2 separate regions of the Mus musculus genome follow, and region 1 is linked to region 2. Evidence: chromatin loops called from intact Hi-C (ENCODE). Cell type or tissue: heart. All regions are shown on one strand. Links, peaks and the distances in the headings refer to the core of each region. The heading gives the core; the rest is flanking DNA. Region 1 has its middle 50 kb from the start of Commd7. Region 2 holds the start of Nol4l (nucleolar protein 4-like).

The links. Hi-C counts contacts between places; a loop is a spot of excess contacts. Peaks named below come from ENCODE experiments on the same cell type or tissue, not always from the same donor. Only the 100,000 strongest peaks of a DNase experiment are listed, where the experiment ranks them.
Region 1: it touches region 2 in a loop (2.0-fold over the local background); 8 of 42 quality-filtered maps call a loop at or near these places.

Annotation. Positions count from the first base shown.
Region 1 is chr2:153,574,796-153,590,657 of GRCm38, reverse strand. No RefSeq gene overlaps it. Among named protein-coding and RNA genes, the nearest start is that of Commd7, 50 kb to the left of the region's middle. In heart, for the core only: no CTCF peak of the experiment used is centred there; no DNase peak of the experiment used is centred there; H3K27ac peaks cover 5,493 bases.
Region 2 is chr2:153,521,540-153,537,401 of GRCm38, reverse strand. It overlaps Nol4l (nucleolar protein 4-like), which reads left to right and starts at 7,431. Exons shown (of 11, transcript NM_001134300.2): 1 at 7,431-7,960. The coding sequence starts at 7,640. In heart, for the core only: no CTCF peak of the experiment used is centred there; DNase peaks (open chromatin) are centred at 7,981, 8,171, 8,571, 9,121 and 1 weaker place; H3K4me3 peaks cover 4,799 bases; H3K27ac peaks cover 6,127 bases; H3K27me3 peaks cover 1,347 bases.

The sequences.
Region 1 (15,862 bases), core at 4,656-12,655, 53 kb before region 2:
GAGGGCATAGGGAACTTTCAGGATAGCATTTAAAATGTAAATAAAGAAAATATCTAATAAAAAATAAAAATGAAAGAAAAGAGAGAGAGAGAGAGAAAGGAAGGAAGGAAGGAAGGAAGGAAGGAAGGAAGGAAGGAAGGAAGGAAGAATCCACTTCAAAGTAGGTAGGTGTGTGGTGGTGCATGTGGGTTCTGTCAGTGCGGAGCAGGGAGAAGAAGGCGGGTCTCTATGAAGCCAGCCTGTTTTACACAGTGAGTTCTAGGTGGAATCAAGGCTACCTTGACTCTGTCTTGAAAAAGGGTGGGAGATGGTCACTCCAATCTCCAGTCCTCAGAGGAGGTTGATGATATTTCTGAAGATGGCATTTGAGGTTATTCTCTGGGCTCTATATTCCTGTGCACACTCACACACTCATACAGACACAAACACACACACACACACCTTTAAAAATCTGACATGAAAACTGGTTATGGTGGCCCTTGCCTCTAATCCAAGAGGACCAGGAGTTCAGGGTCATTCTCCATTGCATAGGGAGTTAAGACCAACATGACCTACGTGAGTCCCAAGTGCTGAGACTCTCTCTCTTGACACAGAATCACATGTATTCAGGCTGGCCTCAAACTTACTATGTTGACAGAGATAACCTTGAGCTGCAATCCTCCTGCCTCCACCCCTGAGTGCTAAGGTCATAGGCATGAGCCAGGAGAGCTAGTTTAGGCTGTGCTGGGGATGGTACCAGGCTGTCCTGATTGAGGGTAAGACACAGCCTCAACCCCCTCCATTTACTTTTGTCATCCTAGGGCTTGAGCCCATGGCTTCAGACATGCTGGGGGTCGGGGGAAGCTCTACTATCAAATGATACTCAGTGCCTCCGACTTTTTTTTTTTTTTAAAGATTTATTTTATTTATATGCCTACACTGTAGCTGTCTTCAGACACACCAGAATAGGGCATCCTATCCCATTACAGATGGTTGGGAGCCACTATGTGGTTGCTGGGAATTGAATTTTTAGGACCATTGCACTTCAGTCAACCCTGCTTGCTCAGTCCCTGCTTGCTCTGGCCCAAATATTTATTATTATACATAAGTACACTGACTTCAAACACACCAGAAGAAGGCGTCAGATCTCATTACGGGTGGTTGTGAGCCACCATGTGGTTGCTGGGATTTGAACTTCAGACCTTTAGTAGAGCAGTCGGTGCTCTTACCTGCTGAGCCATCTCACCAGCCCCACCTCTGTCTTTTAAATTTATTTTTTCATTATTATTTTTTAATCGTTCATCATTTTTGATGATGTCATTGTTCCACAGTGAGGTGGATAAACCTACCCACAGGTACAGGGTATTTTAATTTTTTTTTTTTTTTTTTTTTTTTTTTTTGCTGTAGCGAACTATGTTGTTATTAAAATATTTATATTATGTTCTGTCACACTTGAAAGATTCCTCATAGAATTTTCTAGAAGTAAAGTTATAGGTCAAAAGACAGACTTAAAAAATAAAATAAGGGGCTGGTGAGATGGCTCAGCGATTAAGAGCACCGACTGCTCTTCCGAAGGTCTTGAGCTCAAATCCCAGCAACCACATGGTGGCTCACAACCATCCATAACAAGATCTGACGCCCTTTTCTGGAGTGACAAGACAGCTACAGCGTAATCACATATAATAAAATAAAATAAATAAATCTTTAAAAGAAGATAAAATAAAATAAAAGCCAGGCGTGGTGGCACACGCCTTTAATCCCAGCACTTGGGAGGCAGAGGCAGGCGGATTTCTGAGTTCGAGGCCAGCCTGGTCTACAAAGTGAGTTCCAGGACAGTCAGGGCTATACAGAGAAACCCTGTCTCGAAAAACCAAAATAAATAAATAAAATAAAATAAAATAAAATAAAGAAGAGGGCCTGGAAAGATGGTGTGGCAGTTACCAGTGCATATCGTTCTTGCAGAGGAGCTGAGTTCAATTTCTGACACCCACTCTTTCTCCAGCCTTCATTTGAAGGAGATCTTTTTTTTTTTTTTTTCATTTAAAATTGTCACTGTATGTGTGTCTTTTGCCTGCATGTATTTCTCTGCACCATGTGTATTCCTGGTGCGCCTAAGAGGTTAGAAGGGAGTTGGAGCCCTGTAACTGGAGCTATGGGTGGTTGTGAGCTACCATGTGGGTGCTGCATATCAAACCCATGTCTTCTGGAAGAGCAAGTGCCTGATAAGCCATCTCTCCAGCAGCTTGGGAGACCCTTGATTTTTTTTAAAACTATGAATAATGCTGCTGTGAACAGTCATATAAGTGTACATGTGAATGAATGAATGAATGAATGAGTCACATGAGTGTACCTGTGAATGAATGAATGAGCCACATGAGTGCATGTGTGGGTGAATGAGTGAATGGGCCACATGACTGTATATGTGAATGTATGGCTCCTTTCTCTTGATTCTTCTTTCTTTCTTGAAATAGGGTCTTGCCATGTGAACAAACTCTTGATTCTCCTGCCTCAGCCTCTCAAGTGATGGAGTTACAAGCATGGCCTCTCATACTCAGAATGTCCTCCTCTGACAGTTGTACAGTTTGGGCTTCACATTTAGGCCTACAGTTTGTCATCAGTTAATGTTTGTGTAGTGTGAGATAGGGGTCTGCTACCATGTGACAAGTGTCTGCTGCCATATTTGTTGAGAAGGTTGTCCTGTCCTTATTAAGCTGGCTTGCTGCCTTTGTTGAGAGGCTGACCTCAATGTGAAGGTCTATCCTTGGACTCTCAGTGCTGTGTCAGATGTGAAGGTCTAACCTTGGACTCTCAGTGCTGTGTCAGATGTGAAGGTCTATCCTTGGACTCTCAGTGCTGTTTTACTCCTCTCTACCCTTGTCTCTTCTGACTGTGACAGTGATCTGAGAACTTTTGCAATGGGAAGTGTAGTAGCCCCAAAAGTGTTTCTTCTTTCGTTTGTTCTTTTTTTTTCCTATCTTCTCAGATCTTCAAGTTACAAATAATTCTGAGCTGTCATGTGTGTGTTGGGATTTGAACCCCAGTCCTCTGGAAGAGTAATCAGTGCTCCTAACCACTGAGCCATCTCTCCACTCCCAAGTGTTGTTCCTTTTTAAAGATTATCATTCTAAGTCTCTCTAGTCTCTGTGTGAATCTTACCACTAACTTGTTCATCTCTATAAGAGACTAAGGTTCAGGCTGAACAAATCTCAGGATTAATCCATTTGCCTTGCCATACACAGAGCCTGGGAGGCAGAGGCAGGCGGATTTCTGAGTTCGAGGCCAGCCTGGTCTACAGAGTGAGTTCCAGGACAGCCAGGGCTATACAGAAAAACCCTGTCTCGAAAAAAACAAAAAAACAAAAAAAAAAAAAAAAAAAAAGGAAAAAAAATTGGTCCTCAGACTCAAGAATACAGATATTTCATTGATTTTGGTTATTTAAACATTTTAAGCAATGTTTTATAGTTTTCAGGGTATAAAGTCTTACTTCTGTTAATTTTATTTCTAAACATTTTCTACATTTCTCCCCTTTCCTCTCTACCTCCCTCCTTTCCCCCAGGTTGGCCTCTGGATGTGGTTGTCAATGACCTTGACGTTCTGATTCTTCAACTTCCGCCTCCCAAGAGCTGGGATTGCAGGTGCACGCCAGCCATATCCAGTTTTATGCAGTTCTGGGGACTGAACTCAGACACTGGTGCATGCTAAGCAAGCATTCTGGTAACTGCGTACCTCCCAGCCTGTAGAGTGTTTGGAGAGCCCCACGTAAAGTCACTTGGTACAGAGGCGTTCTGGTTCCAGTTTTGAGTCAGTATTGACCCTGCAGCCACTGCCCTTCTAGGCCTGTTTTCTCTTGTCTGGGAAGGGTAGTTCGCTCTTCCAATAATGACCTGCCCCACCCAACCTTAAACAAACAGTGGGTTCTGTGTGCACCACTTCCCCAAACTACCACCAGAGGGTGCTATAGACCAGCATTTGGCTGAGCTCCCGGTAAGGGGCCCCCAGGGACGCTGAGGCAACCCGATGTTTTCCAGGAGCTGCGGGTTTTGCTAGTATAGGCTTCCGTGTAGCGCCACCTGCTTAGGACCTTTGTGCCCGCTCCTCCCTGTAGTGAGGATAGTGGGATAGGGGCGTACTCTTGAGGCTAGATCCCTGCTAGCTTTGATAAGTAGCCTAAGGTCCCAGGGTCAGGGCAGACAGTAGTCCTGAGTTTCTCAGCCACGGGTTTCACGCGTCTGGGTCTCATGATGGCTCAGTATTCCTTCCGTCACAGAGTTACTTAGCAGCAAAAGCTCTCATCCTAGCTGTATGCCTGGCCATGAAGAGGGATAACATAGCCCTTCAAAGACATGAATGGATTTGTGGACCCTGCCGTCCTTGAAACCACAGTATCTGAAATTCCAGATGTCTGTGAGCTTCTTAGAGTGATCAGGCCCGTGTCCCCCAGAACCCACAAAGCAGCTTCCCCCTCCAACAAGGTCAGAAAGTTGCCTTCCTTCTGTTTTGCAGCTGACCTCCAAAACCAGCAGCGCTTCCTACTCAGGCCTTTGCATAGAGACACCAGAGCCTCCCTGTGCCTGCGTTCTTTCATTGGGTGAGGGTCGAGACAGAGTCACTACAGCTCAGACTGGCCTTCAGCTTACTAAGGAGCTAAGGCTGGTCTGAAGCCCCTATCCCCTTGCCTCTGCCGACCAGATGCTGAGATTATAATCGTGTGTCTCTACACTGGATTTTTTTTTTCTTTTCCTTTTTAGTTAAATTTGTTCACTTTTGTGGTGCTAGGGATGAGCCTAGGGCCTTCTACATGTCAAGCCAGCACTCTACCCTGGACCCATAGCTCCAGATGTGTGACTGTTTTTTCTCTGATTCCAGACTGGGGTCCCCTGAGAAGTAATGAGTCCCAAGTTCATCTTGGTCTCCTTTGTGAAGCCTAATGCTGAATTCTGTATCCGGCAGCCCATTCCACAGGAGAGTCCCTTCATGAGCACCCCACTCAGCATCTCTAATCACTCTATTTTGTCTTTAGTTTTTTGAGACAAGGATTCCCTGTGTCAGCCCTGGGTGTCCTGGAATTTGCTCTGTAGACCAAGCTGGTCTCCAGCTCAGAAATCTGCCTGTTTCTGCCTCCGGAGTGTTGGGATTAGAGGCATATGCTGCCACCATCCTGCCAGTCACCTTTTTAATTAAAAAAAAAAAAAAACAAACTAAATTTTATCCTTTGAAATATTTTATTGAATTTTACGTGTATGAGTGGTCTTCCTGCATGTATGCTCATGTCTGGTGTGCTGATCAGAACAGGGCATTGGGTCTCCCTGGAATTCGAGTTAAACAGAACTGTGTGTTAAGAGTTGAACCTTAGCTGGGCGTGGTGGCGCACACCTTCGATCCCAGCACTTGGGAGGCAGAGGCAGGCATATTTCTGAGTTCGAGGTCATCCTGGTCTACAGAGTAAGTTCCAGGACAGCCAGGGCTACACAGAGAAACCCTGTCTCGAAAAACAAAAAACAAAAAACAAAAACAAAAAACAAAAACAAAAAACCCCAAACAAACAAAAACAAAAACTAAAGAACAAAACAAACAAAAAAGAGTTGAACCTTAACTTACTCCAGTAGAACAGCCAGTGCTATTTATTTATTTATTTATTTATTTATTTATTTATTTATTTATTTATTTATTTATTTATTTATTTATTTATATTTAGATGAGTACACTGTAGCTGTCTTCAGTCACACACCCCAGAAGAGGGCATCAGATCCCATTACAGATGGTTGTGAGCCACCATGTGGTTGCTGGGAATTGAACTCAAAACACCTGGAAGAACAGTCAGTGCTCTTAACCAGCTGCGCTATCTCACCTGCCCTTCTCATCACCCTCTCCAGGACACAGGCTGCAGCCTTTTGGATTTGGGGTGGGGGTGGGGGTGCATTGTTCTGGTGCCAGGCCAACCAGATGATCCCGGTGCTGGAAGGTCAGAGTGGCTCATAGCAGTCGGAGCTGACTCTGGACTAGTTTCACCTGAGTTGTCTCCTTTGCTGCGGTCTCAGTGGCTCTTCCAGGTGGGGTACAGGTCAAGGCACAGGGCAGCTGCTTCTCCTGCCAATTAACATAATTGGCAAATGAGCCGGGCTTGGACTCTAACTCAAGTCTCTGGGGAGCCACTGAGCCACACCTCTGCCTGGAACCAACTTGGGGCAGGACTGGGTGCTTTGGAGTCTTTTTTCCCTGCTCTGTGCAAAGGTCAAAGGTCAGAGGTCATTTGTTTAACTTTCCCCAGACATGACTGTATTGTTAAGGCTAGAGTGTTTGGGAACTAACTCTCTGCATGTCTGCCTGCCTGCCTGCCTGTCTGTCTGTCTGTCTGTCTGTCTGTCTGTCTCTCTAATAGAAATAAAGCCCCAAACAAAACAAAACAGAAAAGTAGTTAAGATTCTAGAAGTCGAGCCGGGCATGGTGGTGCACGCCTTTAATCCCAGCATTTGGGAGGCAAAAACAGGAGGATTTCTGAGTTCGAGGCCAGCCTGGTCTACAAAGTGAATTCCAGGACAGCCAGGGCTACACAGAGAAACCCTGTCTCAAAAAAAAAAAAAAGTCTTGGTGGCCTTGTTCCTATTACACTTGAATTCAGCAGTGACACATTAGGAATTGGGGTTAAAAGGAGCTCCACGGAGGCTCAACACAGCGCCCGCCCGCAGAACCCACCACTGATTCAGGCTAAGGGCGACAGGCTCTACTTCGCCTCTGCTCGCCTTTATCTGGGGAGGATTTGGGGTGGTGGGAAGGCGGGGGAAGTTGGAGGCAGGGCTGGCCCAAGGTGGGCAGAAGAGATAGGGAAGTGGGGAGGGGGCCGGCCCTCTGGGGAGGGGCGGAGAAGGGAAGGACAACCCAGAACCTGCACAGTGGGAGGCCTCACAGGCCTGGCCCTGCTTGTGGTTGCAGAGCTTCTGGTGCCTTCCATCCTTGCCAGGCAAGATACAGCACCTTTAATTAGCACGCTGTAACCTCTACCGATTCATCACCGGCTCAGTTTAATTAGCCGCAGGAGGCGCCCCTGCCCCCAGTTCTTGGCTGAGCAGCTGCCTCTCTCACTCACAGAGGTGGCCACCACCTCAAAGTGTCCCCTGTCACCCTCCCATACTTATTTCCCTCCCCAGAATGTGGGGTGGACACAGCCAGCTGCCTGGCTGAAACCTCAAGGAGACGGTGGAGCTGCGACCTTTGTACCCATGATGCTCAGCTTCCTTCTCGGCCCCCTCCCAGGTCAGGTTGAGTTGGGTTGGACCAGCTCGGGTAACCTCCAGTTGAATGGGACTGAAGCCGAGCTGTCCCACTGTAAGAGACTGCTTTCCCCTTTGGAAGCTACTAGCGCGCACGCACGGGGGTGGGGTGGGGGTGTGTGTGTCCCTGTCTCGATTGCTCCTGTGCAGAGACAGGCCCTGCATTTTGCTGCTTCCCCACATTTTTTCCTCTTCCTCTTTCTCCTCCCCATGGCTGAGAAGCTGAGACCCGGAGAGGGGCCAGGACTCCACTCTAGATCTTGGGGCTTTGCTGGGAGACCTGAAGTGGACGAAGAGACAGGGCGTGGCAAGGTGGAGCTGGGGAGGATGGGCCTCCAGGAAGCAGGGGACTGGTAGGCATGAGGCCTTGGTGTCAGGCCAGGGGCAGCTCCATACAAGGGTTACGTTATCTGCTCTTGGACAGTAATGATGTATAACAGCCGAATTCAGACAGTACCCCCACTTACCCCCACCAAGTTTTTCTCCTTGAAGATGGCTTCTAGAATGTTTCTTTTCATTTCCTTTTTCTTCAGTGTGGGGATGGAATGGTGGGCATACCCTTGCTTCTCAGGGACTTCTCACCGAGCCACGGCCCCAGACTGGGATCCGGTTCTCTTCTTCTAGGCTACTCTAGGCAGTGCTAGTTTTTTGTTCGGAATCAGGTCCGTTCTCTCCATCTTCACCATGGCTGGCCCTGCCTTCTCTGTAGTCTAGGTTGGTTTTGAACTCCCTAGGTAGCAAAGAGTGAACTTGGACTTCTGATCCTACTGCCTCCTATGAACTCATTCAGTGCTGGGGGCTCTTTTTTATGTGACAGGCAAGGGCTCTTCCAACTGAGCCACACCAGCACTGGTTTTGTTTGGTTTTATTTATTTAGAGAGGGTCTCACTAGGGTAGCCTCTAACTCTGTCCTCCTGGGTACTGAGATTATGGGAATGCACTATCATGCCCCTCACTAAAGGCAGGGTCTCACTGTGCAGCCCTTTGCAGGCCTGGAACTTGCTATGAAGACTATGAAGGCCTCGAACTCACAGAGATCTGTCTCCCCCTCCCTCCTGAGTGCTGACACTAAAGTTATATGCCACCATGCCCGGCTCTGGGTCTTTCTTTCTTTCTTTCTTTCTTTCTTTCTTTTTTTTTTTAAGATTTGTTTTTACTACTTTTGATTATGTGTCCACATGTCTGTAGGTGTGTGCATATGAACACAGGTGCCCACAAAGTCGAGGAACTGAATCTGCGTGGAGCCGGAGTTACAGATGGTTGCAAGTCACCTGATGTGGGTTCTAGAATTTGAACTCAGGTCCTCTGGAAGAGCAGTGCCTGATCTTAACCCCTGAGCCACCTCTCAGATCCTGTCCTGTTGCTATGACAGGAGTTTGTGATGCCGTGGAGCTCGGGCTAGCTGCAAACTTGCTATGGAAGTTGGCTCTGAAGTTGCAATCCCCCTGTCTCAGCCTCCAAAGGATTGTAGGCATTAACCACAGAGCCCGGGCAGCAGAGTCATAACCATAGCATCACTCATCAGGACCTTTGGGCCTCCAGGTGACACTTGCCAGGAAACCTTGGACAAGTGACTTCTCTATACTCCTGCCAGTCCCTCACCAAATATACGCCAAGAGCTCGGCTTTATTTTAGAGTAAACAGAGTCGGCGTAAGTCACTCACTCTAGGCTACACAGCTGATGCAGAATGTGAACTCAGGAAACTCTAGTAACTTGTAAATGAGGGAAATGAGGCACAGAGAGGTTGAGCAACCAGCCTCGGGTCTCCCAGCAGCAAAGCCAACTAGTACAGAGTTAGCCTGACCTTCGACACTCATTACTGCCAAGCTACGTTGCTTTGGGCAAGTCACCACAGCTCCTCACTGCAGCAGAGCCCCAAGCAGTTAGAATTGGGGATGTGGGCCTCCCATCTTGCCCCAGTGGCTGCTCTTGGAGGTCAGCAGGAAAGATATCACCAGAAGAGCTGGTGAGTCCCTGAGGAGAAAGAGTAGAGCGTCTGCCTGCCCCAAATCCCTTGGCTACTCTTCTTGCCTCTTCTACTGTCCCTCTGAAGCTGGGAGCCCAAGGTCTCGGTTCTGGATACTGCCCCACTGAGGGCAGGGCTGTCAAGAACAGCGGAAGGGGCTTCTAGCCCTGTCCCCCGTGTGGAATCTGTTTCTCCTGCTTTCTGCTAGAGCTGTCTGGGTAGTCCCACATTTTGTGTGTCTGAGACAGGGTCTCATGTGGTCCAGGCAGGCCTCAAGTGCCCTACATAGTAGAGGAAGACCTTGAACTTGCAGGGTTCTAAAATGCCCTTAGATTCTGAGCAGAATACAGGGCTGGAGTCTGTCACAGGGGGCAGCCAGGACGACAGAGAGCTTTGGGTTTAGACAAATTCAGGCCAGGTTCTCTAGGAAGGCTTCCTACTGGCAGGGTGACCTTGGACAGGGGACCATGTCTCAGCCTGCTCAGAGCACTGATAGATACTATCTGCTTACCCTGACCCCGGATTAAAGATCATGAGTTGCCATGGCCAGATTCTTCAGGGCCTTGACTGACAAAACCAAAGGGGCTTTTGTTTTTTTTGTTCTTTTAATTGGAGCCCCTCCCCCTCTTCTTTTTGAGACAGGCTCTCTGTAACCCAGGCTGGCCTTGACCTGTGGAGTTGAGGGTAATCGTGAACTTTGGATCCCTTTGTGTTCACCTCCTGAGTGCTGGGGTGAGCCAGGCTTTTTTTTTAATCCAGTGTGGGATTGAACCTAGGGCTTCAGCACATGGCCAGCAAGCACGCTACCAGCTGAGCCAGAATGAACTCCACCCACTGCCCCTTCTCTTTTTAGTCCCCATGGAGGCCAGACTGGCTTCACATAGACAAACCTCTTGCCAGTGCAGGGGATGGAGGTATGAACCACTACAGGAGGTGGCTAGTTTCTTTTTTGTTCTTTGTTTAGTTTTTGTTGTTTTTCGAGATGGGGTTTCTCTGTGTAGCCTTGGCTATCCTGGAATTAACTCTGTAGACCAGGCTGGCTTGGAACTCACAGCTCTGCATCCTAAGGGCTGAGATTAAAGCCTTGCACCACTTCTGCCCAGCTCAGTTTCCTTGTCTACAATGTGGACCAGACTCTCAGTGATTCCCTTGCTGCATCCCAGATGCTGAGAGTGTGGGTTAGCAAGAAGCCAGGATCTAAGGAGCAAGGCGGAGCTGAGGCCTTGCATCATGTGTGGTTCATGTCAGGCAGCAGCACACTCTGTGGAAGTAGGGGTATAGGAGCTAGAGAGGTGAAGCTCGCCTTGGAACCCCAAGCCCAGCACGACTGTGACCTCACTGCTGTGAACCCCTGGTTTCTTCCTCTGTAAAATATTACCAAGATGAATTGAGGTCTTAGCATATCACATGCTGGGCTTTTTCTATGGTGTACAGTGTATAGTAGCTGCTCAATAAATGCCACTGTCCTCCATTGATTAGTTAATTGCTACATTTTCTAGATCAAGGCCATCAGGCTGGGAGATGCATCTGGTTGCCTAGATATCGACAGGGAGATGTTAGAGGCCTCTTGAAAGTGGCATGGACCCTATTCGATGACTCTTGGTCACAGGCTCCTCTGCAGGTGCAGGAGACCCTTGATCCTCGGTACAGGAGACCCTTGTTCCTCGGTGCAGGAGACCCTTGATCCTCGGTGCAGGAGACCCTTGATCCTCCGACTCATCTTCTTCACCTGAAGCTGGTTTGGTTCAACCCTGAACCCTGACCGCACTCGGGCGTCTGTCTGGTCTGTGGGGCCTAGTTAAGCTAGGCTGGGCAGCCGTGGGTGCTTTGGCCATTTCCTGGTGAGGGGGTTTCCTTCTCTTTTCCCTTCGGCTCACTCAGTCCTAGAGAGACTGATATGTGTTGTCTGTCCATCTGAACACCTTTTATAGAGTCAGCCCAGCCTGGCCCAGCAAGGCTTCCTTTCTAGCTATTGTGAGCATTTTGGGTAGGAGGCCAGATGCCCGAAGATGTCCCGGGATCCAGGGTGGTGGCACATACCTGGAGTTCCAGCACTTAGGAGGCTGAGGCAGGAGAGTCAAAAATTGGAAGCTAACCTGAGCAACACAGTGGAACTCCACATCAAGGAAAAACAAAACAACAACAACCTTGTCCAATTGTTTTCCCACAAAGCTGCTGGGAAGTGAACCCAGGGTGCTAGGCCAATGCTGGCCTCAGGTTTAAGTTTCACTTTTACTTTTATATGTTCGAGACAGGGTCTCACTAGGTCTGCCTGGCCTGGACTTGATACTATGTAGACCAGGCTGGCTTCCAACTCAGAGATCCCTCTACTCTGCCTCCACTGGGAATACAAGCTCACACCACGGCACCACTCATCCCCATTAGACACTACAGTGCCCTTGTGGATGTCAGAGCATGGTTGCATGGAGTCTGTTCTTTCAGTTTTGGGGTTGAATGAAGGTCACCAGGCTTATGGGCCAGCATCTTTAGGGCGAGCATCTTCACCTCGTGAGCTCGACTTTGGCTCAAGCCTTGAATTCTCTCACCTGGGGACAAGGACCGTGATCTCGACTTTTTTTTTTTTTTTTTTGAGACAGGGTTTCTCTGTGTAGCCCTGGCTGTCCTGGAACTCATTTTGTAGACCAGGCTGGCCTCGAACTCAGAAATCTACCTGTCTCTGCCTCCCGAGTGCTGGGATCAAAGGCGTGCGCCACCACGCCCCGCCGTGATCTCGACTCTTAAAGCCTCCGTGTCTCCATCTTTGAGGTAACCGTGACACGCTTGGTTGGTTTGGTTTGGTTTTTGTTTTGTTTTGTATTTTGTCCGTGTGACAAAACCCGCTGTGAACTCTGTAGGGCAGGAAGGTTTATTTTGGATCTCAGTTTCACAAGGCTTGGTGTAACTTTAATTATTTCAATCCTTATTTTTAATGATCGTTCTTAAATACTTTACCTCCCTTGTAGCCCATCACCCACCAGAGGTAGTGGAAAAGAAAGAATATGGGGCAGGATGGTAGGGGTGGGATGGGGTGATTGATGGTGGGCCTGTTTAGAAAGGTTCTCTGGAGCAAGTCTGTCTGTGTTATCAGCGAAGACTTGAGACCCACAAGTGTTGCCCAGCTAGCTGTCCCAGCAAACCAAGCTCTGTCTCCGTCACTCTGTGGAGTCCTATTTATACCCTCCAAACATCACGTGTCCCCCACGTGCCTTGCCTCAGTACTTGTCTTACCTTAGCATGTGAATCCAATCAGCTTGAGTCCACAGAAGTGGTAAGAAACTGCAGCACACCACCAGAAGGTTTTTGGTGTGTTTCTATGCCATCCCGACCAATGCAGCTCAACTACACAACGTAAGGCAGACCAATGCATGTGTGTTGTTAGCAAAGAATCCTTCGTCACATATCCTTTCATGTGCTTGCTTTAGCAGAACATCCTCTCTCCTGTATCTGCTTCAGCGAAACGTTCCTTCACATGTTTGCCCCCCACCCCCACCCCCCAAACACCATCCAACCGACTCTCCAAAAAACCCTCAAGTTTCCACTTCAGTTTGGTCAGTGAGGTGCAGAGTCAGAGATGGGGTAGGGGCTGGTGACAGAACATACCCCCAAAGCTTCACCCAGTGACCCATATCCATGCCCACCTCACACCCCTTCAGCTCAGACCTCATCAGAGGATCCATGACTGAGGTAGTGAGGGCAGTGTCCTCATTGGGTCACCCCTGTGGCGCCACCAGCTGGAAATCAGGCCTTCCACACATGGGTTTTGGAGGCAGGGGGGGCATTTCACATCTTTACTGTAACAATGGACTAACTGAACCTGGTTTTTGGAAGTCACGAAAGGGTCACACAGCCGCTGACCTTACACCCACCAGGGCTTCAGATACAATCTGCCACCAGATGCCCTGCTATGACTACTTTTGTGCCCCTGTGGAGAACTGGCCAGGCCACAGCTCCTGTCTGACACGTGCTTGTGCTTCAACCAGACCATAATTTACATTTCCATAGTTTAAAAGCTGGGATCTGAGGACAGACCCGAGAGAGCCCTGGAGATTATTGGAGAGTCATCCTCTGTCCACACACCTGCCATGGCCCATCACCAGCTTCAGCCACACCCTTGCACCCTGAAATGATCCGTTCATTGTGTGATATAGCAAAGGAACTGAGGCTGGGAGGCTGCGCCCTGTGCAGTGTCCCTGGGCTCATTTGCTTGGCTAAAAGCCAGGTTGTTGCTGCTGCTTGGCCCCACCCCCACCCCCCAAGGAAGAGGTGGCCTCAAAAGACTGTTGTGCTATCTGCAGGAGGGACCTCCACTATGTTCCCATAGACCTGGGCAAAGGGAAACCCAGCAACAGGGTGGGGAGTTACTGCTCTATTGTTTGAAATAAGGATTTCTCCCATTTAAGCCTGCGGTGGGCCAAGCCCTCCTTTTGGATGTTGGTGTTTTTTTGTTGTTTTTTGTTGTTGTTGTTGTTGTTGTTGTTGTTGTTGTTTTGGTTTTTCGAACAGGGTTTCTCTGTATAGCCCTGGCTGTCCTGGAGCTCACTTTGTAGACCAGGCTGGCCTCGAACTCAGAAATCCGCCTGCCTCTGCCTCCCGAGTGCTGGGATTAAAGGCGTGCACCACCACGCCCGGCGGATGTTGGTGTTTTTTAGTTTGCTTGTTTTGTTTTTTGTGGGAGTGTTGGGGCTCAGACCTAGATCGTCTAGGGAGGCACTCTTCTACTAAAATACAGTCCTAGTACTTGTAGCTCTTTTCACTTTCTTTTTAAAAATCTTATTATTTTTTTTATTTTTTATTTATTTTATTTTTTTAGGGTAGGGGCTCTCTATATAGCCCTGGCCTGGCAGGACTTGAACTCACTAACTACACCAGGCTGGCCTTGAACACACAGAGATCTGCTTGCCTCTGTCTTCCAAGTGCTGGGACTAAAAGCATGGGCTAGTGCACCTGGCTTTAAAGATTTCTTTTTGAGTATGTGTGTCTCTCTGTCTCTGTTCCTCCCTCCTCCACCTCCTCATTCATGCACTCGAGAATGTGTGTGTGTGTATGTGTGTGTGTGTATGTGTGTGTTGTATATGTACCATGTGTGTGCAGGTGCCTGCAGAAGTCAGATAAGGTGTCGGATCCCCTGGAGCTGAAGTCTTAGGCAGTTGTGAGCTTCCTGTCATGGGTTCTGGGAACTGAACTCGGGTCCTCTGGAAGAACAGCAAGGGCTCTTCACAGCTAAGCCAATCTCCCCAGCCACTGTGTATCTTCTTGAAAACTTAAATAATCTCCCTCTTAGGGACTTGAGGAACCTCACCATCTCAACTCTGCTTGCCTGCCTGTTATAGGTGGGTGCATGAATGAAATAAGCTAGGCTTTCTCCTAACGGGGACTCAGACCCAAGCCCTCTCACATGCTAAGCCAACCCTTTACCACTGAACTGTTCCCCCAGCTGTAGTTAGGGCCCCTCAGACCTTACCCTAGAACTGCGAAGAACGAGTACTGAGTACTGGTGTCTCCAGCACACAGGCCTGATTTGGAAACAATTGTCCTTGTGAGCGACAGGACTGTGAGCCTCAGGTTCACGCATGCAGGGAGCCAAGGAGGAGTAGCCCAATAAAGGCAACCGGCCACCCAACCCCACACGCTCCTCCCCACGCCCAGGGCAGCTCCCTGAGTGCCAGGGAGGCTGGACCTCTGCCTATTGAGCAGTAGAGGGGGAAGGGGACCTCCACCTTTCCCTCAGGCCTGGTCCCTCCCGTGCTCCTTTGGAGACAGCTGCTCTGGGCCTCACAAGCACAGCTGCCACCTGGTTTGTATCCTGTCCTTCTCTGCCCTCTGCCCCTGACCCCTCCCTTTCATCTAATCCAGCCCCTCCTCCAGTGGACCCTCAGCCTCCTCTGGAGTCCTGGGGACCCTGGCATGAATCCCAACCCAACCTCTGCCCAGCACTGTGACTTTAGGCAGGGGATAGCACCTCTCTGAACCTAATTCATCCTCCTCAAACCAAGCTTCCAGATGGGTTAGAGCAAGCTTGGGTCTGGTTCTGACACTCCATGTATCTGCTTTGGTCTTCTGAGCCAATGAGTCAAGCTCTCTCTGGCTCTCAGTATCTTCAGCCGCAGAAGGGGAGCACACCAGCACATCAGAGATTTAGGGATTAATGGAGGAAATGCAGGAGGAATGCTCAGAGTGACACCAGAGCACATGTTGGATTTATTATCTGCCATCGATCCACAATCCAGGTCTTTTGGATTGTTGCGGAAAGAATTGGGTTCTGTGACTTCTCCCCAGGTACCGGGTCCTTGGCCTCTGAGTCTTGTCCCTCCTGCTGCCGTCAGACTAGACAGACTAGAACTCTGCTCTACAAACGCGAGTGTGCGGGTGCACACACACACACACACACACACACACACACACACGCAGGCACGCACGCACGTGTGCGCGCGCTCCCCTGTCTACTGAACGAATTAAAAGAGCAAACACCTGGGATGAAGACCACAGGCTCCAGATTGGCCGGGAAGAGGAAGAAGGCTTAGCCACTCACTCCCTCGCCAGGAACTTCCAGACACTGATGGACGGGCTTGCTTGCAGTAAAAATCAAAGGCCCTCCCCACATGGTGCCCATACTCTAGAACAGCAGTAGAGCATCAGTTCTCAACCTGT
Region 2 (15,862 bases), core at 4,589-12,588:
AATTACAGTTGTGAGGTAGCAACAAAACAATTTTACGGTTGGAAGTCACCACGACATGAAGAACTGTATTAAAGTGTCACAGCATTAGGAAGGTTGAGAACCATTGTCATAGCCCATTCGAGGCCATGCTCCCCTACCCCACTTGGGCATGGCCCCCTCCCAAGTCATAACCCACCTGTCTACTTCCCTGTCAGAAACATATGACCCCTTCCTCCTTCCACTCAACTCCGCAAGGGACCAGGAGGCCATCAGTGGAACAAGGCTTCTTTACTTTGAGCACACAGACTTTCCTCTCCTCTCCGTTCCTTCCCTCCCCTTCTGTTCCCCCTTCTCTCCCTCCCCTGCCCTTTCCTTCTCCTCCCTATCTTTCACTCCTTTCTGGGACACAGTCTCTTTCTGAAGCCCATGCTGGCCTTGAACTTGCTCTGTAGTCCAGGCTGGCCTCAAACTCATGGCGCTCCTCCTGAGAACCAGGATCACAGGCATGCCAGCAGCAGGCTGACATGGAGGTCTTTCCTTGGAGCCGTTTGTCTCACATACCCCTCAGCCAGCCACACCACATAAGCTTGGGGCTTGGAGCCAGGCAGATCTGGGTTTGAACTCTCCTGCAGCCTACTTGGCTGTGTGATGCTCCTTCCAGAAGTCGGTCTTCCCAGGATGGCACTTTCTGACCTATGAATAAACAGAGCTGCATACGACACAAAAATGCTCCCAGCAGTCCTCAGCATCTGTTCGATTACAGCCATTCTACCCAGTGTGACTCAGGCAACTCAGGGACCCATCTCCCCAGTGCCTGGCGCACAGTGGGGAGTGTGGAGGGGGCCTCGCTAGGCAGTTTTTTAGTGCCAATCAGACTCATGCTCCCCACCTCAGGCCTTCAGGGATGAGGCAGAGGGAGTCCTAGGGCACTACCCCATTCTGTGAAGCTGACCTGGCATGCCACTGGGTGCCGGAGTCCAGCATCAATAAATTACCGGTGAGTTCAGGTGACGGGACAGATCCAGTGTCAGCTTCCTTTGTGTCCCATAGGAAGCCTCCAGGCCCCTTTTCTTAGCCTCCCCTCCCCCATTGAGGGCTCCATCTGTCACCTTGATGGCACACCCATCTGTCCCACGTTGGGATGGCATCTCACAAAGCTTCTGCCAAGCAGGCACTTGGCTCCATTCTACAGATGAGGAAACTGAGGCTGCATGAAGGGGAAATGACTTGCTGGCCTTGCTTCTCCATTGCATCAGAAGTCTCCATTACAAGGCTCACTGTGCGCACACATTTCAGGTTTCTTCACTGGCTCATTCCTACTTGGGAGCTTGAGATAGAGTGTGTAGCTCAGGCTGGACTCAAACTCATGATCGGCCTACTTGGGTCTCCCAAGTGCTGGGATTACAGGTATGAGCCTCTCTATTGGCTGGCTTCCTTCATCCCTTCACTGTCATAAACATTGTACATACCACAGTGGACAGGACAGAGTCCTTGCTCTTTGGAACACATATCCTGGTGGGTGGGACAGCCCAAGTCACCCATGAAGTGTCACAGTGGAGGGAGATGCTGAGTCTGGAAAGATAGACCAAGCAGGCAGGGGATGGATGCCCAAGGGATTTTTCAACAGGGCAGAGGGCGCTCCTCCAGGGAAGCGATATTTGAATGAAACCCCTAATAAGTTACTTTCCATATCTCCTTCAGTTTTAACTTCTAGAAAGGTGGCTGTTGAATTCAAGAGCCTAGGAAAGTGGGCAGAGCTTGTCCCACTTGGCTGTGTACCCACAGACAGCCCAGGTCACCGCAGAAGCGGAGACCTAATCTCTCTTCTATTCTTTGCTGTGAAGACTTCCGTCTACTGAAGGCCCTCGAGTTTAAAATCTCAGTCTGGGCATGTAGCTTAGTAAGCAGAGAATTCCTAAGCCACACACACCTATACTCCTAGTACTTGAAAATGGAGTCAGAAAGAAGTTCAAGGTCATACTCAGATACATAGTATGAGGCCAGCTAGAGACACTTGAGACTTTATGTCAAAAAAAAAAAAAAAAAGCCAGCTTAGTGCCACAGAGGCTGAGCAGTATCCGGCTCACTGACTACTGATTTCCCACACTGAATAGCTGTCTGACACAGAAGATGCTGGAGCAAATGTCCAAATGAATGGTTGGTGGACATAATAATAGCCAGAGCTAGCACTGAGCAATTGCTCATTTGCACACAGCCCCGAGAGGGGGAGGGGGCTATCATCAGTATCCCCATTTTACCAGCCTTTAAAACTGAGCCTACAGATAAGGGACTTATGTCACCAAGAGCAGGGTTAGGAGAACGATAAATGTGGATGGTGTGACAAGACCAGTATGGTGGTAAGTACTGTAGATTTCAGTCTGACATTTCCTTTTTGAGAACCCATTCATTCATTCATTCATTCGTTCATTCAAGAACCAATTCATTCATTTACACATGCATATGTGCATGCAATAATTATTTATTAAGTCACAAACTTTACCCTGGGTACTAGAAAGTAGAGGATGTTGCAATTGTGGGTTCAAGCCAACACTGGGGAAAGTCCAGTGGTCCATCAGTGACCAGAAGAAGTCCTTGAGTCAACTGAGGGATGAGAAGGCTTTTCTGGATGAGGTGAGCCTGTAGTAAGCCAGGTGGCTAGACAGACTGGCAGGGAGATACCAAGGTGGATGTGGTTTCTAAGAGTGGTGTCAGGCCGGGCTCTAGCTACTTCCAGCTCTCAGGGGAGTGGGCCTCTGTCAGGGCCTGAATCTCTTGGCTCAGACCCCAAGCCGGAGCCTTATAGGCCTTGTGGCCATTGTGTGTTTATATTCCCACTGTCCTGAACGTAGGACAGCTCAATGACAGGCAGGTGATCAAAGAAAGACAAAGCCAGCTGCTCTGCCCTCCAGCTTCCTACCTTTTCTGGGATTTAGCTGATCTGTCTACTGATCTGAGTGACCTCGCCCATTGCTAGCCCCACTGGAAGGGGCTATAGATAGGCCTGGGGTTTGGACATCTGGTCCAAGAATTAAAACAAACAACCTCCCCCCCCCCCCACACACACACAAACCAGAACAAAACACAAAAACAAGCAAACAAACAAAAAACCCCAGGTAGGGGCTGAAGAGATGGCTCAGAGGTTAAGAGCATTTGCATATCTTGTAGAGGATATGGGTTCAGTTCCCAGCACACACGTGGAGGCTTACACCTTTCTGCAACTCCAGTTCCAGGAGATCTAGTACCCTCTTCTGGCCTCTTGTAGGCACTACATGGAACTGGTATACATACATACATGTAGGCAAACCTCTCATACTCATAAAATAAAATAAATGCACCTTAACAAAAAACCAAACAGGGCATTTCACTAGTCTTTGGCTAATAGGCAACTTCCTTTGTCCCCTTGACAGGGGTCTGGAAGGAGAGGAAGAGAGGAGCAGATGTGGGGAGATGCCCTGACCCAGCATCCTCTGGGGGCAGGATGCTGTTGACAGGAACAGGCCAGAGTTCCAGAGATCTGTTTCCACAGTAGCGGGGATGAGTGTGGGGTTAGAAGACCATCCTCACCCCAGGATTCAGCTCTCTTCAGTCTCTTTCCAGCACTTCTTGAGACAAGAGGCTATATATGCCTGATATTGGGGAGCAATGGGGAGAAGCCCAAGCTTCAGCTCTCATAGCTTTGAAGCTTCCCTCTTCCCTCACTCCCTCCATACCCAGTCTCTAACTAGCTCCTATGCATCTAGGCTACAATCCAGAGTCTCCCCCTGGTCATCAAGACTCCTGCAGTCTTCTGGGCATAGGAGCACATACCTTTAATCCCAGCACTCAGGAGGCAGAGGTGGGTGGATCTCTGGGAGTTCAAGACTAGCCTGGTCTATATAGCAAGTTCCAGGCCAGCCAGCGACTTCTAAGACTGTCTCAGAAAACAAAAGACAAAATTCCTGATTTCCAACCCCTCTCTGCTCACCAATTCTGCTTTCTAGAATATATATATATACATATATATATATATATATATATATATATATATATATATTTTTTTTTTTTTTTTTGGCTTTTCGAGACAGGGTTTCTCTGTGTAGTCCTGGCTGTCCTGGAACTCACTCTGTAGACCAGGCTGGCCTCGAACTCAGAAATCCGCCTGCCTCTGCCTCCCGAGTGCTGGGATTAAAGGCGTGCGCCACCACGCCCGGCTTTGTTTGTTTGTTTTGCTTTGTTTTTAAAAGACAAGATCTCTCTACATAGCTCTGACTGTCCTGGCTCTCTTGGAGAACAGGTTGGTGTCAAACTCACAGAGATCCATCTGTCTCTGCCTCCCTAGTGTTGGGATGAAAGGTATGTGCTACTATGTCTGGTTTAAAATTTTTAAAATTACATTTATATATCTATTTCAGGGAGGGCAGTGGGACATGCCATGTGGAGGTCAGAGGGCAGCTTGCGGGAATTGGTTCTGTCTAGTATGTGGGTCCTGAGGTTTGAACTCAGGTTATCAGGTTCAGCGGCAAGCACCTTCAATAGGTTGCTGAGCCATCTTCCTGGCCCCATCTCACAGGAGGGCTTTTGTCTCTGCTGTTCCCTCTGCCTAGAAGGCTATTTGCCTGGATCTTAGCATGACTGGCTCCAGGGCACCTGCCATTGAAGGCACCTCTCCAAGCCTCCCTCCTCAGAGGGGCCTGCCTAGCCCCTAAGAATAGCAGCCACTTCCTGCATTATTTACTCCATAGTACTTCATAGTATGCTGTTTCCACCATGGCCCCTTTCCCGCAATTTCAATGACTGACAGCTGGTTTGCTTGAAAGCCATTCGCCCCACCCACTGAGGAGTTTCAGGAGAGTGGGGCTGTGAGAATCCCACAAACATGTTTCTACCAATGTTTGCCAAAAGAATGAAACACCAAAAACAGGTATCAGTAAATGTCATTTCCCACCCTTAATACTTTGTGGTTCCCCATGAAGAAGAGGACCCTCATTGAGTACCTTATACAGCAGATATCCTTACATCTAGTATCTTTAGTATTTCTATCCATGACATACTGCTTAACCCACAGCTGAGAAAGTTGGGGCCATCCAGCAAGAATGGAAGCTGTGGGGTGGAGCCTAGGATCATGGAGTATGCTACTTCAAATCCCAACTGGATTTGATTCCAAGTCTGACTGATGTCTGCACAAAGCTCACCAGACATACTAGACCTCAGTCCAAGACTAACAAGTAGATATTTGGGACCTGAAAAGCAGGCAAAGACCTAGACTGGTGGAGAGGTGGTCTGGATTAGTGGTTATTTGGTGGGCTGAGACAATGACCCTGCCACCTACAGGACCCCTTTATTCAATGATCAGGAGCACTGGCAGGCAGAACACGTTGGCTCTTAGCTGAGGGTGGGGGTGGGGGGTGGGGTGGTGGTGGTGGTGGTGGTGAGGGGTGGAGGGCTGGGGGTGGGGAGTGGGGGTTTGGGGGGGGAGCCAGCTGGAGGGATGTCTTTACACTTGAAAAGTCATGTAGAAGCCCCTAGACTCCAGGGCTGGTCATCTTTTGCTAGAACTTTCCCTTCTCTGATCCCCAGTGGAACCCAACCTGTCTTGAAGCTTACTATGTATGCTATGGAGACTGGCCTTGAACTCAATCTTTCTGCCTCTTTTATCCCCACGCCCAGCTCCCAGTGGCCACCTCTTTAAAGTGGGTATAGCAGCAGGGATCCAAAAAGAGATCTTGGGAAGATGAGGAGGAAAAGTGAGTGTGGAGTTGTTGGCGTATATAAAGTAACATGGAAATGTAAATTATCTAAAAATAATCTATGTGACATACAGAGAGGTTGGAACTTGGAAGACCCCTTAGGTTCTTCCCAGCATTTATTGGCACCTACTGTGTGCCAGATGCTGTACCAGGGCCGGGAAATTCAGGGATGAGTCAGATATGGGCCCTGAGCATCTGGAGACTCTGGCTGGAGGGGTGTGGGGAGCGAGCTGTAGCTCCCACCTGAGAGGGGAGGCATATGTGTGAAATGGTAGCGGGTGTCAGGCAGAACTGAGCCGAAACTCACACCCCATCTCCCTCTTTCTCATGACCTTGAGTAGATCAGGCCACCTCTCGAATCCCGAGGCCCCCTTCTCTAAGATGGGGATGGCTTCACAGCTGCCAGGGCCTGGCACACAATTGTCTCAATGACTCGGGTATGGGCACCTTGGAGTTCTTAGGCAGAAAATGATCCTGTTCTGGGACTCAACTCTTGAGTGATAATGTGTCTGTAAGAGTGGCCTGATGACATGGGGGTGGCCGCCAGGGGACAGCAGAAAGGATAATGCAGTAATTTCTTATGCCCTGATAAGAAAGGAAGGCAGAAATCTTCGAGGATTGACTTGAACCTTTATTTATGCTTATAATTCATAGGGGAGGAGGAAGTTCTACACTGGTCAGATCTGCTCAGGTGGGAGGGGGTGTGAGATCACTAAGTTTATTCTCCAAGGGATTCTAGGCCAAGGTGCATCCGGGAAGGTCAGGCTTCTCAGAATGGGTTTGTGGGTGTGTTCAAGGTCTTCAGAGGCTCAGTGAGGTTGGCACCAGGAAGGCCACCGGACAAGGTGACTTCTATAGGGCCTGGGGCTACCCACCCCCACCTACACTAAGGCAAGGCCGGCCAATCTTGGGGGAATTCAGATGAGGTGGAAGGAGAGAAAGTTTGGGGGTCCAAAGGGTGGTGGCTTGGGGTCCCCCCCCCGGGGGAACATTCCTATTCTGGCACCCATACTGACACCAGAGCGGTCAGGCCAATTGCAGGAGTGAGGAGAGGAGCCTGTCCCACACCGCCAGGGTTGGGCTACCTCGGCTAAGACGACCCAATCGGGGAGGCTGGGGACGCCAGTGTCTGGGCTATGATCTGTGCCCTACTGCCTGCGGGACAGTCAGCCCGTCCCGACAGAGTGCGGCCTTCCAGGCTGTGGGCCGAACCAGCCGGATGGAACACGATCCCTAGCTGGGTACCGCGCGCCTGCCGCTGCTGCCCTCCCGGCCGCTGCGGGTGCAGCAGCCCCCGCGCCCCCAGGGGCCGGGCCGGGCGGGGCTGGGCGCGCGGGCGCGGGAGGGAGGGGGGCGGGCGGCGGCGCAGCCTGCGCCGCTCTAACAGGTGGGATCCCGCGGCGTGGTGGAGGCGGGCGCGGGAGGAGGAGGAGGAGGAGGAGGAAGAGCAGCAGCAGCGGGAGCCCCAGCCGGAGCCAGAGCAGGAGCAGGATGAGCCGCGCAAGCTGACAGCCACCGCTGCCGCCCGCGCCCAGGCTCGGTCTCGCTCCCCGTGCCCGGGGCCGCTCCCCGCCTCCCGCCTCCCCTGGCCGCCCGCGGGGCGGCCCGCCCCCTCTGCACCTCCGGGCCCGGAGCTGCCTCCATCTCTCCTGCATCCCGGCCGGGGGGAGGAGGAGGCGGAGCAGGAGGCGAGTCGGAGCCGCCGCCGCCAACGCCGCCGCCGCCGCCGCCGCCGCCCGAGCAGGACAGAGCGCGCCGCAGCCCCGCGCGTCCGGCCGCCGCCCGCGCCCATCCAGCAGCCGCGCCAGAGCCACACCGCGGGACAGCCCGGGCCGCGGCGCGCCCCTGCCCAGCCCGGCCCAGCCCAGCCCAGTTCCAGCACCGGGCGGCCCGGTGGCCGGCCCGCCCCCGAGGGCGCCGGGCGCGGCGGGAGGATGCCGAAGCCGACGCTGCTGCTGCGCGGGGGCTGGGAGCGCGAGCGCAGCCCCGGGGACTCGGAGCTGGGCCGCCAGTTCCGGGACTGGTGCCTGCGCACCTACGGCGACTCGGCTAAAACCAAGACAGTGACACGCAGCAAATACCAGCGGATCGCCGAGGTCCTGCAGGGTGGCGGCGGGACCGGCGCGGGCAGCGGCCCGGCGGCGGGCGAGAAAGGCAAGTTCCAGTTCTGGGTGCGCTCCAAGGGCTTCCGCCTGGGCAGCGGCCGGGAACCCAAGATGGGCCAAGTGGTGTATGTGCCGGTCAAGACGGGCTCGGTGAGTGCGCGCGCGGCGGCCGCGGGCTAGTCCCGTGGCCGGGATTGGGGAGGGCGGGGGCGGGGTGGGGGTGTGGATGTGTGTCCGAATGGTGTGTTTCTGGGGTTGTCCGTGTGTCTAGCCCACCCGGGGCGTGCGTGTCCCTGCTCACTAGCCCTCCCTGGCCCGCCCGGGCAGCGCTCGGGGTTTGGGGCGTCCCTGCCCCCTCTGCGCCGCTGATCGGGCCATGGCCGTGACGGGCGGGCTGTCCCGGGCTGCTCACCCCAGCGTGTTCTGTCCTCTCGTCCCCTCCCCTCCCCCTTTCCCCCCAGCCAGCAGGCGGCTGCTACGGAGCTCCAGCCTCCCCCCCTCCCGCCCGGAGGCCGCCTGTCCCGGGCGCCTCGCGCTCCCGCCCCCGGGCCGGCTGGGCGGTGTGTGTGTGCGTGTGTGTGTGTGTGTGTGTGTGCGCGCGCGCGTGTATCTATGTGTGTGTGTGTAGGGTGGTGCTGCGGGGGTGGGGAGGCAGGGGCAGCGGCGGGACGGGGAGTCCACTGGGCCTCCCCGCACTAGGGGAGGGGGCTAGCCCTGGCACTGTCGCCCCGACCCCACCCGGCACTGGCCCGGGGAGGGGCAGCCAGAGCCGCAGCCTGGCGCAGGAGCAGCCTCCCAAGGGTGGGTGGGGCGTCCCCGCCGCCCCCCGGGCCCCGCGCTCCCCCCACCCTGGGACGGGGGCGGCATGACCTATTCATCCCCTCCCCTCCCCCGTCTCTCAGGCTGGCCCGGTTGGCGCTGGGGAGGGGGGCGGGTAACCGCAGCCCCGGGAAAGGAGGCTGGTGGCCAGTGGCCGGGCGGGGGCATCCCCTTCGGTTCGGGGCGCCCCGAGAGGGCGTGAGGCTTGGGCCCCGCGGCTCCCCCCTCCGGGACCTCATTGTTCTGCAGAGGGTGGGGGCTGGGGGGGGGCGGCTGCTCTCGGGGCGCTGCTGAGCTTTGAACTTTCCGTTGCCCAGACCTTCGGGTAGTGTGTTCGGTCCCCGGCCCGGTCGGGCCAGCCTAGCTCTCCTCCCCGCCGCCCCTCCCTGGCCTCGCCCGGCCGGAGCACTAGAGCCCGGCCGCCCCGCGCCGGCCTCCCTCCTCCCTGTTCCCCCGCTCCCCCCTCCGCGCTCCTCCCCCGTCCGGCGCGCCCGCCCCGCGCTCAGCCCTGTCCCCGGCCGGAGCGGGCTCTTCACACACAATTGATTCGGTCGTTACGAAAAGTGCACTTGTCCCCTCCCCCTCCGGCGGCCGCCCGGGCCGGGCCCGCGGGGTGAGGGGACCGCGAGGGAGGGAGGCAGGAGGCAGAGTGGAGCCCGAGGCGCCTCCCCCCACCCCCCCGCGCCCAGGGGACGGGGCTGCAGGCCGCGGGGAGTGGGAGCCGCGAGCGCAGAGGGCTGGCGGCCCATCTGCGAGGAGCGCTGATAACCGCGCCGCTGCCGCTGCGGCCGCCAGCAGCCCATCTGCGCCGCTGCCGCCTCCGGCCGGCCGGGTAACAGGGGGCAGGGCCGAGGGGCGCGCCCGCCGGCTTCCCGGAGCGGGAGGGTGGGCCGAGTCCCTACAGCGTGGGTTACGGAACCCCAAATAAATGGACACTCGTCTTCAAACCCAGGGAGTCTGGGTCATTGTCCCCTGCTCCGATGTATCAAGGATCCTCCCCCATCCAAATCACTGTCCATTTGCCCTTAAGGACAGGTGAGCTGTCACCCCTTCCCACCTGCCAGTTTGCGACTTCCACTTGGTTCGTCCCATCACGAGGACCGTCCACCCCCCCATCCCCAATCAAGGTGGCTCTTCCTAGGGCAGCCACCCACCAGACTGTTAGCTAGATCCCTGCCTTAAGCCTTCAGGGCTTCTCCAGGTCAGTCCCCACCTCATCTTTCTCCTGGCTACCTTTCCCAGCAGCTTAGAGTCTTTCCCCAACTCCTTTTCAGACTGAGGCAGGATCCCCAGTCCACCCACTATTGGGGTTCAGGGGAACTCCCACACCTGGCTTGCTGTCTTTCTGTGGGTCACCCACTTCCTTAGGGTGTGGGAATCATGAGATGGTTTGTCCATCCCTTTATTCCACACAGCTGCCAATGCCAGAACACCCCTTCCCATCCACTTGCGGAAGCTGGTGCTAGGCCTGGGCTCAGGTCCTGGGTGAGCTAGCTAGCAGCTTCAGATCTTTCCCGAAGCCCACTCGGTCTACCTTGCTTGCCTTTTACAGCAGGGACCTGACAAGCCTCCACCCTGGCCCCAAGACCAATAATAAACCTTCCCCTAGGGGACCACCTGCCTGGGAGGCAGAGAACCGGGGACCCAGGCCTCCCTGCCCAGGCTGCCAGAGGGATGACAAACACAACAGGCATGCCCTCCTGTGACAGCCTGTTCCTCCAGTTCCCCATGCCGGCTTGCCTAGCCTGCCTGTCCCCAGAGAACCTGTTAGTTACCTGCCACTTGCCTAGCCAGCCAGAGCCAGCCACTGGAGATGCCTAGAGCGTTGCCGCCCCATCACCAGGTCTCTTCCTCGGGTGCCGTTATAATTTTTCCATGTCCATTTTCCTTTTAGCTGGTCTAAGAAGCAGACCCTGCTGGGAATTCTGAGGCAGCCGCGGCCTCTTCCGAGGAGGGACTGAATGGGACCTTTTTTGAAAGATGTAAAGGTCATCTCTCAGCCTTTACTCACACACACACACACACACACACACACACACACACACACACATGTGCGGACATGCACATGGAGTTGAAGTTGCCCTTGCTTCTGGTGTCAGTGGAGATTTTGTAGTTTTGTCTTCTGTAGGTTTTTGTGAAGGTCATTGGGCCATAAACCTTTGTCTGTGACATTTATTCCGAGTCTCCAGGCCTTGGGGGTAGTCCCCAGGCTTTTGAGGTTTACACTGGGCGTTTGGGGTGGGTGAGCAACTTCTCCTGGGACACCTGACTAGCGGGAAAGACAGGTACAGCTAACTAAGTGATGTAGAGAGGGAAGGCTGGCAGGAAATGTCAGGGAATTGGGGAGCCAGAGATAAGCCCAAGTATGGCTTCGTAGTCAAGGAGTCACCATCCTGTGTGCCTTCTTAACCTCCTCAGGTCCCCTCCCCTCCCCCTACAGTTCTAGGAGAAGCTGTGGTCAGGGCTGGTTCCCAGCTTCCAGGCTAGCTTCGGGCTTCGGGTCTATGATCTGACACTTGTCCTGTCCCATCTGGCCCTGAGCTTTTCTGGGTGTGTGTGTGTGACAAAGGCTTAATCTGTCCGGACGGGCCAGGGCAGAGAGGAGGGCGCAGGGAATTACACTCAGCAGGGCCTCCTGCAGCTGGGGCCCACTTGGGGGTGGGGCTTGGCGCGGGAGGGCCGCCTAGCTTGGGGGAGGCAGGCTGGTCTCAGTGTGCAGGTTGTCACAGGAAGTGGAAGGTGCAGGCAGAAGACTGAGAGAGGGCGGAGTCCCTCACTGGTGCTCATGGGGATAAGATCTTTCTATGATAAGAGCTAGCCAGGGCCTCTGGCTGGGCAAAGCCTGGTTAGGCGGTACTCTTTCTTGTGTTTGGCTGGCTTTGACCACATTGGTGGCAAAAGCAGGGGAAGTGAACCCCTTGGAGGGAAGACCCTCGGATTTTGTTCCAGCCACATGACCCGCTCCTCTTCTTTTCACCTGGCCTCTGAGTGGGACTGGCCTTGGGACCTGGGAGGGTCACAGATTAGGCTGGGGTAGGACCCTGAGCCAGCTGCCAATTCCCAGGTCAAGAGAGCCCCAAGGTTCTTTGGAGAGAAATTGTCTCAGCCCAAGAGCATCAACTTCCAGTACACAAGCTGAAGCCCCTAGGGAGAGGCAGCTCCATTGGTGGAGTGTTAGGATCGGGGGCACAGGTCTCTGAGTTCCACCATGGCCTCTCCTGGGCCCAGCACATGCTCTGGATCCCACCATGAGTGCCCTATTCCTCCAGGGTCCCCTCGGTGATTGCCCAACTTCACTGTCAACACCAGGCTTCTGCGAGCTGGACCCCAGGTGTTGCGCTGGCCAAATTGACTAATGGTGGTCTTTTCCCAGTTTGCAGATGACGTTCATTTAGTGGAAAGCATTTTCACAGTCTGAAGTCTTCCTCCCCAGAGCTTTTGTGTAAACCTTTGGCACCTGCGGCCACTGGCCTGGGCGGGAAAGGGCCTCTAATGCTGTAGTGTAACACTGTAACAGGCTTCCACTGAGTAACAACAGGCTTTGACCTTCAGTGGGATACCTACCTCCCTCAGTGTTCTTTCCTTTTCATCCTAGCCCCCCTCTCTCCCCCTTCCCCGTCCCCCTTTCCCTCTCTCCCTCTCTCCTACCTCCTTCTTCCTTCTCCTCCTCCTCCTTTTTTTTTTTCCTCTTTTAGACATGGTCTCACTGTGTAGCCCCTGGCTAGACTGGAACTCTGTATAGACTAGGTTGGTTTCAAACTTGCAGAGATCTGTCTGATTATGTCTGTCTAGTGCTGGGGTTAAAGGCCAGAGCCCGTGTGGCACCTGTTTCTCAGTAGGCCTACTGTGTGCTTGTCACTGTGTTGAGTGAGATGCTGCCTCAGCTTGTGGAAATCTCACAGCAGCTTAGAGGCCAACACTGCTATTATCATCACCTGACAGAGACGTAAACTGAAGCTTAGGGAACTTAGGAAATTTCCCTAGGCCATACTAGTGAGTGGGTGGGCCTTGGGACTGGGTACTAACACATATACATTTCTGTTCTGACTCTGAGGAATACTGCTACCTAACTTAATTTAAATGTCTAAGCCTTTCATGATAGGCCCTTACATTTTAGTCTGAATTTGTTTAGAAGAATACCTCTGGTCAAGATGTCTGGTACTGTAGATTGGTGCCATGTAAGATGTCTGGGGCTTTCCTGGACACAATGGGAAAAGCTTGGGGGAGAAAGGTCTCTGTTACCCTGGGTCTCCGGGGACTTTGGGGACAGAGTTGACAGTGGTGTCTGGTACAGGCCCCATTTAGATTTCTCAGGAGTGGCAGAAGGAAGCCTTTTTATTAATTAAGCATCCATAATTTGGGTAACAGGGTCCTAGAACCTAGGGGAGGCATTTTTGAGCTAAGTGCCATTTGGATGCTGAGTGCCAGGCCATGACTTTCTGAGGTTTCTTCTCTGGCTCTGGGTTGCTCCTCTGTGGTGGGGACAATGTGTACTCTTCTTCCTCCACTAAGTAGTCTGCCCTCTCCTTTGTGACCTGAGGCACTACCTTCCTGTCCAGAAAGCCAGACCTTGAAACTGCTCCTGGGAGCCACTGGTGGGTGGGTTGGAAGCAGTTGGAGTGTGGAGACCTGTGGCTAGGGCTTTTCGGGCACAAAAGGTGCCGGCTTCAGACAAGCCTTGGCTTCAATGAGGCAGCTCTTATCTTAGAGATTATACCACTGATGACACTGTACATGAGTGTGGGACCATGGGCTAGAACATATGTGCGCAGTGTACATACACACGTCAGCTCCGTGGGTATGCCTATCAGCGTGTTGGCTGAGGATGCTGGCGGGAGTGTGTGTGTGTATGCCGGGGTACGGGTGCATGCAGGTGGAGGGAGGCAGTATGCTTATGATGTCTTCGGCTGTGATCGTCTGTGTTGGCAGATGTGGGAGCACCTGGGGTGCTGCGCTGGCAGACCATGGTGTGACTGTGTGTGAGGTTCTGATGGAAAGCCCTGGCTGGCTGGTGGTATGCTGCTCGTGGTGTGTGTGTGTGTGTGTGATTATAGCCAGGCTAGCCCAAGTGGCCATCCTGACTCTGGTGTGTCCCTGTTGGCCAGTTGACTCGAAGTAAAAGAGAGTGACTGGAGGATAAGGCCTTAACAGCCCCCTCCCACCCCCAGGTTCAAAGTCCAATTCCTAGGGCAGAATGGAGGCTTCTGGGACAGGGTGTGAATAGGAACTAGACGTGAGTAGATTAGATCCCATGGACAGGATCTCGGTGGTACCTACAGGTTCCCAGGTGCCCTGCCTGGGTCTTCAATCCTCAGTTTCCTTGTCTGGAAATCAGGCAAAGGATACAGGACCTGGACAACCTGGGAAAGCGGCGGCTGTCCTTGAGGACGGTGGTTGAGGAATGTGCTCAAGGTCACCCTGCTAGTGTGAAAACCAGGCCTGGCCCCTGAGCGCCAAAGGAGGCAGAGGGGTGGGAGGAAGCGAGGCTGCAGCCTGTTGTGGCCACTGGCTTGTTAGAGTAAGTACCGCACTTAGATACTGGGTGAGACTGGGGCATAGGCTTTGCAGCCACAGGGCCAAGGGGCTGCGTCCCTGTTCCATCCTCACCTGTGGGACTGGTGTGAAGTTCACGTCCCAAGGCACATGGAGCCTGCGGCAGGCAGCAAGTGGTAGGGAAAGTGAGCTTCTGCCTCAGCTCTCTGAGCCTTACTCTTCTCATCTGGAAAATGGAGACAGTGATGAAAGCTGTCACGGATGCTCAAAAGGACTGTGGAGGTGGAGATCCAGCCTCGTCCCATCCCTGGCACTCAGTAGGCAGCTGCCAGGGTTTGGTCCTTGAGATTGTGTTGGAGGCATCTCTGTGCTGTGCCATCGGGAGTCTGGCAAACGTGGCGGGAACTGAGTGAAGCCCCTTCCTTTGTATCCCTCTTCGGTGCAAGGAAGATGGAGGCTCCCATGTGGGAGATTTACCACAACCTGGTAGGTCCTGTTGAGTGCCCCACCCACCACATACTAAGCTATTAGGCCAGGGTCTGAGAAGATCTCCCAGTCACCCAAGCCCCTACCATGTGCCAATTAATTAATGTGCCCCCTGAAACCTGGGACTAGAGAGGTCAGAAGCCCTTCCTGGGTCCCCGCCCCCACCCCCCAACCCCCAAGCAGGGCTCAGGCGCCAGAGCTCTGTCTGGCTCTGTCTGAGCTGTGGGAGGGTAGCTGCAGAGTGTCCTCAGCCTCCGCCCACCCCAGGCTTACAGAGCCCTTGCCCGAGGGCCATTCTGAGGCTTCCAGACCTCCATCAGCCCTTCCACCTGCTGGCCCAGCCTAGGGAGGCAGATGCCATCCTCCCTCCCTCCCTCCCTCCCTCCTCCCCTTTCCCCTTCTCTTGGTCCTGATCAGCTGCAGCTGCAGGCCTGGCCTGGGCAGCCTCAGGGGGTTGGGAGGCTGGAGGGAAGCTGCTTGGCTCTGGAGGACAAGGTCACCAACCTCTCAGTCTTCTCTTCTCTTGGCCAACCCCGGGGACCTGGGGCTCCTCTGATGCAGATAGGAAAAGTGAGGCAGCACAGAGGGAATCCACTGGTGGTCCTGCAGAATCCAGAGCTGAGCAAAAATCTGGTTGTGAAAGCCAAGTCGTGCCCCCTCCTCTCCTCCCCTGTTGCTCAGCCCCTCTGTCACATCTGGCTCCTGTACCCTGTCTTTCTGAGCCACATTACATCTAGGAAGGGTTTTTTTTGTTTTGTTTAGTTTTGATTTTGTTGTTGGTGGTGGTTTTTTTTTTCTTTTTGTTTTTTCTCTTCATCTTATCTTTGTCTCCTTACCCTTTTCTTCTTCATCTTATCTTTGTCTCATTTGAAAACTCCTGGTACTGTCTTCAGCAACTCACACACCACCACATCTGTGCCTCCTTCCCCGTCCCCAGCCCTGACCAGCCTGGAGGGGCATCAGCTTACTACTGGCTCCCACCTCCACTCTGGCCAGAGGATCTCTTCCTCATTCATACACCCAGAGGAGACTTCGAGAAAAGCAAAAGCCAGGTTCTATCGTTCTGTTCAGAGCCCTCCAGGACTTTTACCTTCTTCCTGGACTTATTGGCACATACCCGTAATGTGACCCTCAGCATTCAGAAGAAGGACAGCTTAAACACAACCTGGGCAATATAGTGAGATTCAGCTCAGAAACAAACCACAAAACCCCACCTCACTCAACCTAAGGGTGGAAGTCCCAGAGCCCCGTGTG